Regions from separate parts of the Homo sapiens genome. Here region 2 is linked to region 1. A link is an interaction called in ENCODE POLR2A ChIA-PET data of the cell type or tissue named here. Cell type or tissue: MCF 10A. All regions are shown on one strand. Each heading gives the region's core, and the rest is flanking DNA. Links, peaks and the distances in the headings are about the cores only.

Evidence for each region. ChIA-PET counts read pairs that join two places held together with the same protein. Peaks named below come from ENCODE experiments on the same cell type or tissue, not always from the same donor. Only the 100,000 strongest peaks of a DNase experiment are listed, where the experiment ranks them.
Region 2: POLR2A ChIA-PET joins it to region 1 with 5 read pairs; 10 of 35 experiments call an interaction of 5 or more read pairs at or near these places.

What each region holds. Positions count from the first base shown.
Region 1 is chr20:25,230,917-25,236,555 of GRCh38, forward strand. It overlaps LOC105372579 (a long non-coding RNA gene), which reads right to left. Exons shown (of 3, transcript XR_001754564.3): 1 at 4,222-5,639; 2 at 2,417-2,531. Among named protein-coding and RNA genes, the nearest start is that of PYGB, 14 kb to the right of the region's middle. In MCF 10A, for the core only: no CTCF peak of the experiment used is centred there; DNase peaks (open chromatin) are centred at 2,685 and 4,295.
Region 2 is chr20:25,292,602-25,298,240 of GRCh38, forward strand. It overlaps PYGB (glycogen phosphorylase B), which reads left to right. Exons shown (of 20, transcript NM_002862.4): 17 at 1-12; 18 at 1,557-1,691; 19 at 3,003-3,069; 20 at 3,769-5,411. The coding sequence ends at 3,921. It also overlaps a transcript of ABHD12 not described here. Among named protein-coding and RNA genes, the nearest start is that of PYGB, 47 kb to the left of the region's middle. RefSeq lists enhancers at 1,479-2,001, 3,047-3,568. In MCF 10A, for the core only: a CTCF peak has its summit at 2,057 (motif pointing right); no DNase peak of the experiment used is centred there.

The DNA of each region.
Region 1 (5,639 bases), core at 987-4,986:
GGCGACAGAGCGAGACTGCGTCTCAAATAAATAAGGCAACAAGGAGAGTCTGGATGCAGTGGCTCATGCTTGTAATCCCAGCACTTTAGGAGGCCAAGGCAGGCAGATCACAAGGTCAGGAGTTCAAGACCAACCTGGCCAACATAGTGAAACCATGTCTCCATTAAAAATATAAAAATTAGCCAGGCATGATGGCCCATGCCTGTAATCCCAGCTACTTGAGAGGCTGAGGCACAAGAATCACTTGAACCTGGGAGGCGGAGGTTGCAGTAAGCCAAGATTGTGCTGCTGCACTCCAACCTAGGGGGCAAAGCAAGACTCTCAAAAAAACAAAAAAACAGGGAGAGTTTTCCTGTTGATAGTCACCTGGGCTGTTTCCTGTTTGGAGCTTTATGAATAAGGCTTCTGTGAACATTCTTGTGCAAGTCTTTTTATAGGCATAGGTTTTTATTTCATTTGGATGAATATCTAAAGGCAGAATGGCTGGGTCATATGGCATGTGAATGTTTAACTTTATAAGAACCTACTGGGCTCGGCGCGGTGGCTCGCGCCTGTAATCCCAGCACTTTGGGAGGCCGAGGCAGGCAGATCACGAGTGTCAGGCCTCTGAGCCCAAGCCAAGCCATCGCATCCCCTGTGACTTGCACGTATACATCCAGATGGCCTGAAGTAACTGAAGATCCACAAAAGAAGTAAAAATAGCCTTAACTGATGACATTCCACCATTGTGATTTGTTTCTGCCCCACCCTCACTGATCAATGTACTTTGTAATCTCCACCACCCTTAAGAAGATTCTTTATAATTTCCCCCACCCTTAAGAAGGTTCTTTGTAATTCTCCCAACCCTTGAGAATGTACTTTGTGAGATCCACCCCAGCCCGCAAAACATTGCTCTTAACTTCACCGCCTATCCCAAAACCTATAAGAACTAATGATAATCCACCACCCTTTGCTGACTCTCTTTTCGGGCTCAGCCCGCCTGCACCCAGGTGAAATAAACAGCCATGTTGCTCACACAAAGCCTGTTTGGTGATCTCTTCACAGGGACGCGCATGAAAACGAGGTAAAGAGATCAAGACCATCCTGGCCAACATGGTGAAACCCTGTCTCTACTAAAAATACAAAAATTGGCTGGGTGTGGTGACGTGTGCCTGTAGCCCCAGCTACTCAGGAGGCTGAGGCAGGATAATCGCTTGAACCCGGGAGGCGGAGGTTGCAGTGAGCCAAGATTGTGCCACTGCACTCCATCCTGGCAACAGAGTGAGACTCCATCTCAAAAAAAAAAAAAAAAACCTACCAAACCATTTTCCAACACGCCTGTAACATTTTACACTCCCATTAGCAGTGTGTGAGAGTTCCTGTATAATATAAACTAGGGTTTTCAGCTTTCTATAAATTAAGAGATTTCAGAGGACTTTTTTTACTGACTCTCCAGACATTGGCATAGTATTCAGCCTTAAAAAGAACTGAATTTCTAGCCAGGTGCCATGGCTCACACCTGTAATCCCAGCACTTTGGGAGGCTGAGGTGGGTGGATCACAAGGTCAGGAGTTCAAGACCAGCCTGGCCAACATGGTGAAACCACGTCTCTACTAAAAATACAAAAATAAAATTAGCTGGGTATGGTGGTGAGCACCTGTAATCCTAGCTACTCGGGAAACTGAGTCAGCAGAATCACTTGAACCCGGGATGCAGATGTTGCAGTGAGCTGAGATTGCGCCATTGCACTCCAGCCTAGACAACAGGGCGAGACTCCGTCATAAAAAAAAAAAAAAAAAAAAAATTAGCTGGGCGTGGTGGCACACGCCTGTAGTCCCAGCTACTTGGGAGGCTGAGGCAGGAGAATCGCTTGAACCCAGTAGGCGGAGGTAGTGGTGAGCCGAGATTGCGCCACCACACTCCAGCCTGGGCGACAGAGCGAGACTCAGAAAAAAAGAATTGAATTTCTGACCCATGCTGCAACATGGTGAACCTTGGAAACATTATGCTAAGGTGAAAAAAGCTAGACACAAAGGACTCTGTAGTCTATGATTCCATTTATGTGAAATGGCCCGTCCACAGAGACAGATTGGTGGTTGCCAGGAGCTGGGGTTGGGAGAAGGAAGAGTAACTGACTGACTGGTGCGCAGGGCTTTTGAAAAAGTTTAACACTTAGATTATGGTGCTGCTCACACAACTCCATAAATATACTGTAAACCATGGACTTGTGCACTTAAACAGGCAGCTTTCTGGTATAAAAATTACATCTCAGTAAAGCAGTTTGAAAAATGAAGACTCGAACTCTAGAAGGCAACAGTCTGAAAACAATAGGTTTCCTCCAGAAAGTTCCGCTGAGGTAAAGCTCATTCTAGTCTGAGAGCAGATGACCTTCTCTTGTCTTTTCAAACCTTAGACTTCAGTGTTGTCCTTGCCTCACCTTAGACCCTGAGAGGAGCATCAGACCTGCTCGTTCGCTGGTGAACCCAAGTCCAGCAGGTGCTGCCCTGGTGCGGGGGTCCCTCAGCCACCTGTTGAGTGACGGGAGGTTGCCTCTAAAAAGGAGAGGAATTGAAATCCTCACACTGGGGATATTGGTCCTCCTCCACACCCCCACCCCGGCATTTCCTAGTGCAGCCAGCGATCCTCCTGTTTTCTCAGTGGGTGTGCCTGGCCTGGACTCCACCCAAGCCAAACAGCCGAGGTGAAATGGTTGGGCAGAGCAAACAGGCTTTTGCCAGGAGCCTTGCTTTACTTCCCCTTGGACAAATCACACTGGGCTTAAAGCCTCCACTGGAATTCCTCCTGCTGCTGTGAGGCCCAGAGTGGCCACATCCCCTGCCTGATGGGGTCTTGAGTCACTAGCTCTCTCTGGGTTTTACCTTGACCTAGTGAATGTTTTTCTAAGAATATTTTATTATTGAGGTATCATTTTCATATAATAGTGAAGGGGTGGGTTGCCCCTCCACACCTGTGGGTGTTTCTCATTAGGTGGAACAAGAGACTTGGAAAAGAAAGAGACACAGAGACAAAGTAGAGAGAAAGAAAAAAGGGGGCCCAGGGGACCAGCGTTCAGCATACGGAAGATCCCACCAGCCTCTGAGTTCCCTTAGTATTTATTGATCATTCTTGGGTGTTTCTCGGAGAGGGGGATGTGGCAGGGTCATAGGATAATAGTGGAGAGAAGGTCAGCAGGTAAACACGTGAACAATGGTCTCTGCATCATGAACAAGGTAAAGAATTAAGTGCTGTGCTTTAGATATACATACACATAAACATCTCAATGCCTTAAAAAGCAGTATTGCTGCCCTCATGTCCCACCTCCAGCCCTAAGGCGGTTTTCCCCTATCTCAGTAGATGGACTATACAATCGGGTTTTACACCAAGACATTCCATTGCCCAGGGACGAGCAGGAGACAGATGCCTTCCTCTTGTCTCAACTGCAAAGAGGCGTTCTTTCCTCTTTTACTAATCCTCCTCAGCACAGACCCTTTATGGGTGTCGGGCTGGGGGATGGTCAGGTCTTTCCCTTCCCATGAGGCCATATCTCAGGCTATCACATGGGGAGAAACCTTGGACAATACCTGGCTTTCCTAGGCAGAGGTCCCTGCGGCCTTCCCCAGTGTTTTGTGTCCCTGGATACTTGAGATTAGGGAGTGGTGATGACTCTTAAGGAGCATGCTGCCTTCAAGCATCTGTTTAACAAAGCACATCTTGCACAGCCCTTAATCCATTTAACCCTGAGTTGACACAGCACATGTTTCAAGGAGCACAGAGTTGGGGGTAAGGTTACAGATTAACAGAATCTCAAGGCAGAAGAATTTTTCTTAGTACAGAACAAAATGGAGTCTCCTATGTCTACTTCTTTCTACACAGACACAGTAACAATCTGATCTCTCTTTTCCTCACATAATAGGACACACAGATCTTAGGTGTACAGTTCAAATCATTTTGGCAAATGCATGCACCCATGTGGCTCACACCCCCATCAAAATAGAGAACATTGCTATTACCCCAGAAAACTCTGAGAGTACCCTGCCCCTGGACTCTAGCAGCCCCTATCTGATGTCCGTCATGACGTATTACTGTCACCCGTTCTGGAACATTATGTAAATGGCATCATCCAGTGTCTGCTCTTGTGTGTCTGGTCTTCAGCTAAGCATGATGTTTGTGAGATTCATGCAGGTGGATGCATGCAGCTCATTCCTTTTCATTGTTGAATAGTAATCAATTATTTCAACATACCACACTTTGTTTCTTCATTTGCCTGTTGATATTCCCCTGGGCCGTTTCCTCTTTGGAGCTTTAATGAATAAGTCTTCTGTGTCCATTCTTGTGCAAGGCTTTTATAGGCATATATTTTTATTTCTTTTGGATGAATATCTAAAGGCAGAATGGCTGGGTCATATGTCATGTGAATGTTTAACTTTATAAGAACCTACCAACCAGTTATAACCGGTTATAAGAACCTACTAATGGCCGGGCGCGGTGCCTCACGCCTGTAATCCCAGCACTTTGGGAGGCTGAGGTGGGCGGATCACGAGGTCAGCATATCGAGACCATCCTGGCTAACACAGTGAAACCACGTCTCTACTAAAAATACAAAAAAATTAGCTGGGCGTGGTGGCGGGCGCCTGTAGTCCGAGCTGCTCGGGAGGCTGAGGCAGGAGAATGGTGTGAACCTGGTAAGCAGAGCTTGCAGTGAGCTGAGATGGTGCCACTGCACTCCAGCCTGGGCGACAGAGCGAAACTCCGTCTCCAAAAAAAAAAAACCTACCAACATGGCTGTAACATTTTACTCTCCCATTAGCAGTGTGTGAGGATTCCAGTTGCTCCACATCCATGCTAGCACTTGGTACTGTCCGTAATTTTAATATTAACTGTTCTGGGGGGAGTACTGCTGTCCTATTATGCTGTTGTCATTTTTTGAACAGATAGGGTCTCACTAAGTTGCCCAGGCTGGACTCAAACTCCTGAGCTCAAGTGATTCTCCCACCTCAGCTTCGGAGTAGCTGGAACTACAGGTGCATGCCACCACACCTGGCTCCATGGAGTTTTAATGTGCATCACCCTGAGTGAGGCAGTGAATTTTAAAGGAGCCTCCAAGAATCCTCCTGCCCAGGCCAGCCTGCCTCCCCTCCCAAGCACCCTGTTGCCTGGCATGCTGCATAGAGAACCAACGGGACTCCTTCCTGAGGACTCACCTGTGAGCCTGGACGTGCAAGGCAGCGCTACGGATACAGGTTCCTCGCCCAGAGGTCCACACTCCAGGGTAGTGAACGGCCAACTCTTTCTGTAAAGAGCAGCCGGTAAATATTTCAGGCTTTGCAGGCCATGCAGTCTCTGTTTTGGCTGCTCACCTCTGCTGCCGAAGAGTGACAGAAACTTAGACAACTGTAAATGAATGAGAGAAGCTGTGTCCCAACTTGATTTATGGACACTGAAATTCAAATTTCATATCATTTTAACACCATGATTACTTGGATTTTTTTTTCAATCATTTAAAAATGTAAAAGGTATTCCTAGCTTGAGAGCCGTACAAAAACAGGCAGGGGATCAGATCCAGAGGCTCCTGTGCTCAGTGCCCCGTTTTAGGCAGGAAGAGCAGCCAGCTCGGGGCACTTCTGCACTAGGCAGGCTCTCAGGAGCGGCTTCGCAGAGAA
Region 2 (5,639 bases), core at 629-4,628, 61 kb after region 1:
GGACCGGAAAGGGTGCGAGCCTGTGCCCCTGGGCACCTGGCACCGTGAGGATGGAGAATGAAGGGTGTTGGGCTGGGGGCATTGGCTGGACTGGGCTCTTGGGGCCAGGCCACTGTGTGCTAGGGTCAGTGCCCACCCAGGGCTGTGTGCCTGCCTGCAGGGGTGACCATTTCCAGGTGCATGGAATGGACGGGGTCCGGGCTGCGGGCGAGGCCCACGTGGGGGTGCTGGGCTGCTCCTGTCTCGGCTCTGAGGCTGAATCTGCGGAGTCCAGACCAGGGGCTCCTCCTCCAGGAAAGGCCTTTTCCCCTGGGGAGGGTCTCCTAGAGGGACACCCCCTGGGCACAGGCAGCCCCACAGAAATGGGCTGGGGCTGGGCAGGACCCCACTGCCAGGGGCGCTCTGCCGGGAGCACTCTGCTGATTTGGGGCTTGCCTGCTGTTGAGGTTCCCTGGTCTAAGTTGTAACTGTTAAAATTGTTTAAAAATAGTATTTTGGAAACATTTTAAATGTGTAGGCCAGGGTCGGGGGGGGTGGGGGAGTGGGGGGGATGGGGGGGTTGGGGGGTGGCAGAGGGGAGGAGGGAATCCTGAAGACAGCACCCAGAGCTTCATCCACCTTATCCCCGCGCCCCTCCGTTGGCTGCACTGAGCTCAGAGCACTGGCCCTCCTGCAGCCCACACTCCATTCCAACTCCACCGGGGTTCTGTTACTGTCTTTCCCATCCCAGGATCCCATCAGGGCACTCCACTGTGTGTGGCCGTCAGGTCTCCCCAGTGTCATTTGGTCTGTGACAGCTTCTCAGTTTTTCCTTGTTCTTCATGATCTGGACGTCATGAGGAATCCAGCACGGGCCTGATTCCAAGCGATAATTACAAAGAAAAGGCAGTGTTGCCTGATTGCCTTGAAGCACTGGGGAGCCTGTGAGGCCTTAAGTAGGGTCAGGTGAAACCACACATGCCATCTGAAGTCAGAGCTGTGCCTTGCTGGCCCGAGCACAGAGGCCTGTGCTCCCTTTCTGCGCCCTCACACAGCTTCTTCTGCCCGGGCCCCGTCCTGGGATGCCCATGTCTGCCCGTCCGTCCCTCTCCCACTTAGCTCTGCCTTGTCCTGTCTGGTCTTGCTTGCGTTTTTCCTTTTCCATCTTCGAGGTCCCAGCCAAGGTGCTCCATTTCACTTCCTGCCCCTCCGGCCGTCTGTTTTTCAAAAGCTCTGCCCAGGATTTCACAGTGAGCCAAGTTCTGAGTGGCCCTCTCCACTAGGAATGTGGCATCAGCCACTATGTCCTAGCAGATCTGCTAGTGATGACATTTCTTTAACAGTCAAAGGAGCAGGTGGGATTGGCTTTAGACTGACTTCACATCTCTGCTCGAGCAGGTCCCTGCTCAAGGGCCTCGTAACCACCCATGGCCACTGGCTGCTGCCCTGGACCGTGCAGGCCTTGAGCTCCCAGGGCCATCCTGGGGCAGGGGCTGTGCCAGGCACCAACATGGCTTGTTCTCCAAGGTGGCCCACCTGGGGCGCTGGCTGCTGACTCCTGGCCCATCGCCTCACAGGTACAATGCCAGGGAGTACTACGACCACCTGCCCGAGCTGAAGCAGGCCGTGGACCAGATCAGCAGTGGCTTTTTTTCTCCCAAGGAGCCAGACTGCTTCAAGGACATCGTGAACATGCTGATGCACCATGACAGGTGGGACCGACTTCCCTGGTTGGGTGGCTGGGAGGGAGGGAGGGAGGGAGGGGTCCTCTTCGTGGGTTGGATATTCCACCTTGTTTGGAGAGCAAAACCCGTGCTTTCAGGACGTCTTCTCCACTGTGCCCATGAGACCTTACTGGGCAGAGCCTTAGACCCCAGCTGGGAGTTTGCGATGGCCTCTGGCAATGCCAGGGGGCCCTGGGCAGCGAGACACAGCAGCACAGTCCAGCCCCCAGGCCTTGTGGACCAATGTGCTGAGCAGGAGGGGGTGTCCTCTGCTGGTTGGAGGTCCCAGGGGCAGCCGTGTCCCAGCAGGCCAGTAGAGGGAGCATGGGCCCAAAACTCCCTGGGGTGGGGTAGGGGGCGCACAAGGGCTGCGGAACCGCGGCAGGCGTCAGTGCCAGTGACAGGCAGTGGTGAAAATGGATTTCACTTGCAACGATGTGACATTATAATGTAGTTAGTGTTTTATTTCAGTGCAGTTAGCACATGGTATGGTTTATCTAGAGTTACAGACTTTGTAAGGTTTGCAGCTCAGGGCAGTTCTTCACCGTTGGCAAAAGTTGAATCCGGCGAGGGCTGGGAATTCACCTGCCCTCCACTTTCAGCTGCCTTTGGGTTAGTTTTAGTTTTGTCTGCTGCTCTTCGATGACCGTGTCACCTGTTGGCTTCAGTCACACCAGCTCTGACCACATGCTGGGATCTGGGCTGGAACCTGGGCCCTGCTGAGGTCTGTGATAAAGGAAGTGCTTTTAAAATTGTGAACTCTGCATTTCGTGAAGTGTGCTTCTGACTCGATAGTGAACAGAAATGCATTTGTAGATTCATAAATCTGGCATTTTTGTTCAGCACATCAGGAACTGCAAGTCAGTATTTCCTGTGTAGGCAAATCCCAGTTAGACTTAAGACGGCAAATGGAGATGCCGTTCCCCAGCAAGTGCCCCCTGCCCTGAGGCGGCGCCATGGGCTCTCCACTGTCTGCCCAGGAGGCCTCTCCCATGTGCAGCTCTAACTGCCCTGCGTGTGGAAGACACGTTTTAAATGCCAGTTTATTTAAAGGAGTGTTGGGTTGAAATAAGGTTTTTCTAAAATATTGTCCCAGGACATAAGTGTTGCTCACAGAGAAGCCCTGTGGCCAAATGGGCCTGGTGCAGCCTGGCTCTGACCAGCTGCGTGGGTGGGCCCCTTCGCTCCAGACAGGACCAGGTGGATGGTGCCTGGCCTCCTGCCCTGGGACTCTCCCCTCGGGACAGTGTGGGCAGGGCTCCCTGCTGCCCTGGCCCAGCCTCCTTTCTCCCATTCCAGGTTCAAGGTGTTTGCAGACTATGAAGCCTACATGCAGTGCCAGGCACAGGTGGACCAGCTGTACCGGGTGAGGCTCCTGGGTCCAGAGGCTAGGGGAGCAGCTGGGTGGGTCCATGTAGACGTGTTGGGTCAGATTGTTTATTTCCCAAGCTGAGTAGATTCTTGGCCTGGGCCAGAGGGGTTTGTGATTCTGATCTGTCATCAGTCGGCTGTGCCTGCCTTTAGGGAAGCTGTCACTGTCAATGTCACTCCCTCCGTTGAAAAAAACAGCTCCTAATGGCCAAGAAAGGAATGTGCGGCCTGGAAACTGAGTGACGGGCAGGGCCCTGGGAGGGACCTTCTCTTCCCTCAGTCAGGGCTGGCCTCGAGGAAAGGCTGGCCTGGTGTGACCTGCAGCTTGTGGCAGCTGTGAGGCTCCCTGGTGGAAGGAGACTGCCTGGGCATGTCCCCTGGCACTGGATCTGCCTGGGCAGTTCTTACCTGGTGCTATCCCTATCGTCGTCCTGGGGGCCATGCCCTAGCAGGAATTTTCGAGGCTGGGACCTTCTCTCCAGCTCCTTGCTCCCTAGATCTAGAATGCGGTAGCTTTCCTGGTCCGTGGGGTCCCCTTTTCAACGAACAAGTGATTGTAATGTCCTCCTCTTCCAGCGGATGGCCCCAAGGCTCGGAGCTCATTTGGAAACAGTCCTAAAGTTCTGGAATCCCATGTTTTTAGCAGCCCCAAGCCCTGTGACGCCAGAGACTAATTTCATCTCCTTCCCTGCAGAACCCCAAGGAGTGGACCAAGAAGGTCATCAGGAACATCGCCTGCTCGGGCAAGTTCTCCAGTGACCGGACCATCACGGAGTATGCACGGGAGATCTGGGGTGTGGAGCCCTCCGACCTGCAGATCCCGCCCCCCAACATCCCCCGGGACTAGGCACACCCTGCCTTGGCGGGACCAGCGGGCATTTGTTTTCTTGCTGACTTTGCACCTCCTTTTTTCCCCAAACACTTTGCCAGCCACTGGTGGTCCCTGCTTTTCTGAGTACCATGTTTCCAGGAGGGGCCATGGGGGTCAGGGTGGTTTTGAGAGAGCAGGGTAAGGAAGGAATGTGCTAGAAGTGCTCCTAGTTTCTTGTAAAGGAAGCCAGAGTTGACAGTACAAAGGGTCGTGGCCAGCCCTGCAGCTTCAGCACCTGCCCCACCCAGAGTGGGAGTCAGGTGGAGCCACCTGCTGGGCTCCCCCAGAACTTTGCACACATCTTGCTATGTATTAGCCGATGTCTTTAGTGTTGAGCCTCTGGATTCTGGGGTCTGGGCCAGTGGCCATAGTGAAGCCTGGGAATGAGTGTTACTGCAGCATCTGGGCTGCCAGCCACAGGGAAGGGCCAAGCCCCATGTAGCCCCAGTCATCCTGCCCAGCCCTGCCTCCTGGCCATGCCGGGAGGGGTCGGATCCTCTAGGCATCGCCTTCACAGCCCCCTGCCCCCTGCCCTCTGTCCTGGCTCTGCACCTGGTATATGGGTCATGGACCCAGATGGGGCTTTCCCTTTGTAGCCATCCAATGGGCATTGTGTGGGTGCTTGGAACCCGGGATGACTGAGGGGGACACTGGAGTGGGTGCTTGTGTCTGCTGTCTCAGAGGCCTTGGTCAGGATGAAGTTGGCTGACACAGCTTAGCTTGGTTTTGCTTATTCAAAAGAGAAAATAACTACACATGGAAATGAAACTAGCTGAAGCCTTTTCTTGTTTTAGCAACTGAAAATTGTACTTGGTCACTTTTGTGCTTGAGGAGGCCCATTTTCTGCCTGGCAGGGGGCAGGTCTGTGCCCTCCCGCTGACTCCTGCTGTGTCCTGAGGTGCATTTCCTGTTGTACACACAAGGGCCAGGCTCCATTCTCCCTCCCTTTCCACCAGTGCCACAGCCTCGTCTGGAAAAAGGACCAGGGGTCCCGGAGGAACCCATTTGTGCTCTGCTTGGACAGCAGGCCTGGCACTGGGAGGTGGGGGTGAGCCCCTCACAGCCTTGCCCCTCCCCAAGGCTGGCAACCTGCCTCCCATTGCCCAAGAGAGAGGGCAGGGAACAGGCTACTGTCCTTCCCTGTGGAATTGCCGAGAAATCTAGCACCTTGCATGCTGGATCTGGGCTGCGGGGAGGCTCTTTTTCTCCCTGGCCTCCAGTGCCCACCAGGAGGATCTGCGCACGGTGCACAGCCCACCAGAGCACTACAGCCTTTTATTGAGTGGGGCAAGTGCTGGGCTGTGGTCGTGCCCTGACAGCATCTTCCCCAGGCAGCGGCTCTGTGGAGGAGGCCATACTCCCCTAGTTGGCCACTGGGGCCACCACCCTGACCACCACTGTGCCCCTCATTGTTACTGCCTTGTGAGATAAAAACTGATTAAACCTTTGTGGCTGTGGTTGGCTGACATGGGGTCTGTGTTTCACTAACTAACTAACTAACTGCAGGTGGTGGTATGAGACTGTGGGAAGCAGAGAACACAGGCCTGAGGCCCAGGGTGGTGCCAGTGCAGGGATGAGACCTGCAAGTGGGCCACAGGTCCCCCGTCTGAAACTAGAGCCGGGGCTGAATTACACCCCATCATTCTGGGATTGAGGGCAGAAAAGTTTGCATCTCCACTAGGTGTGGAACCCGG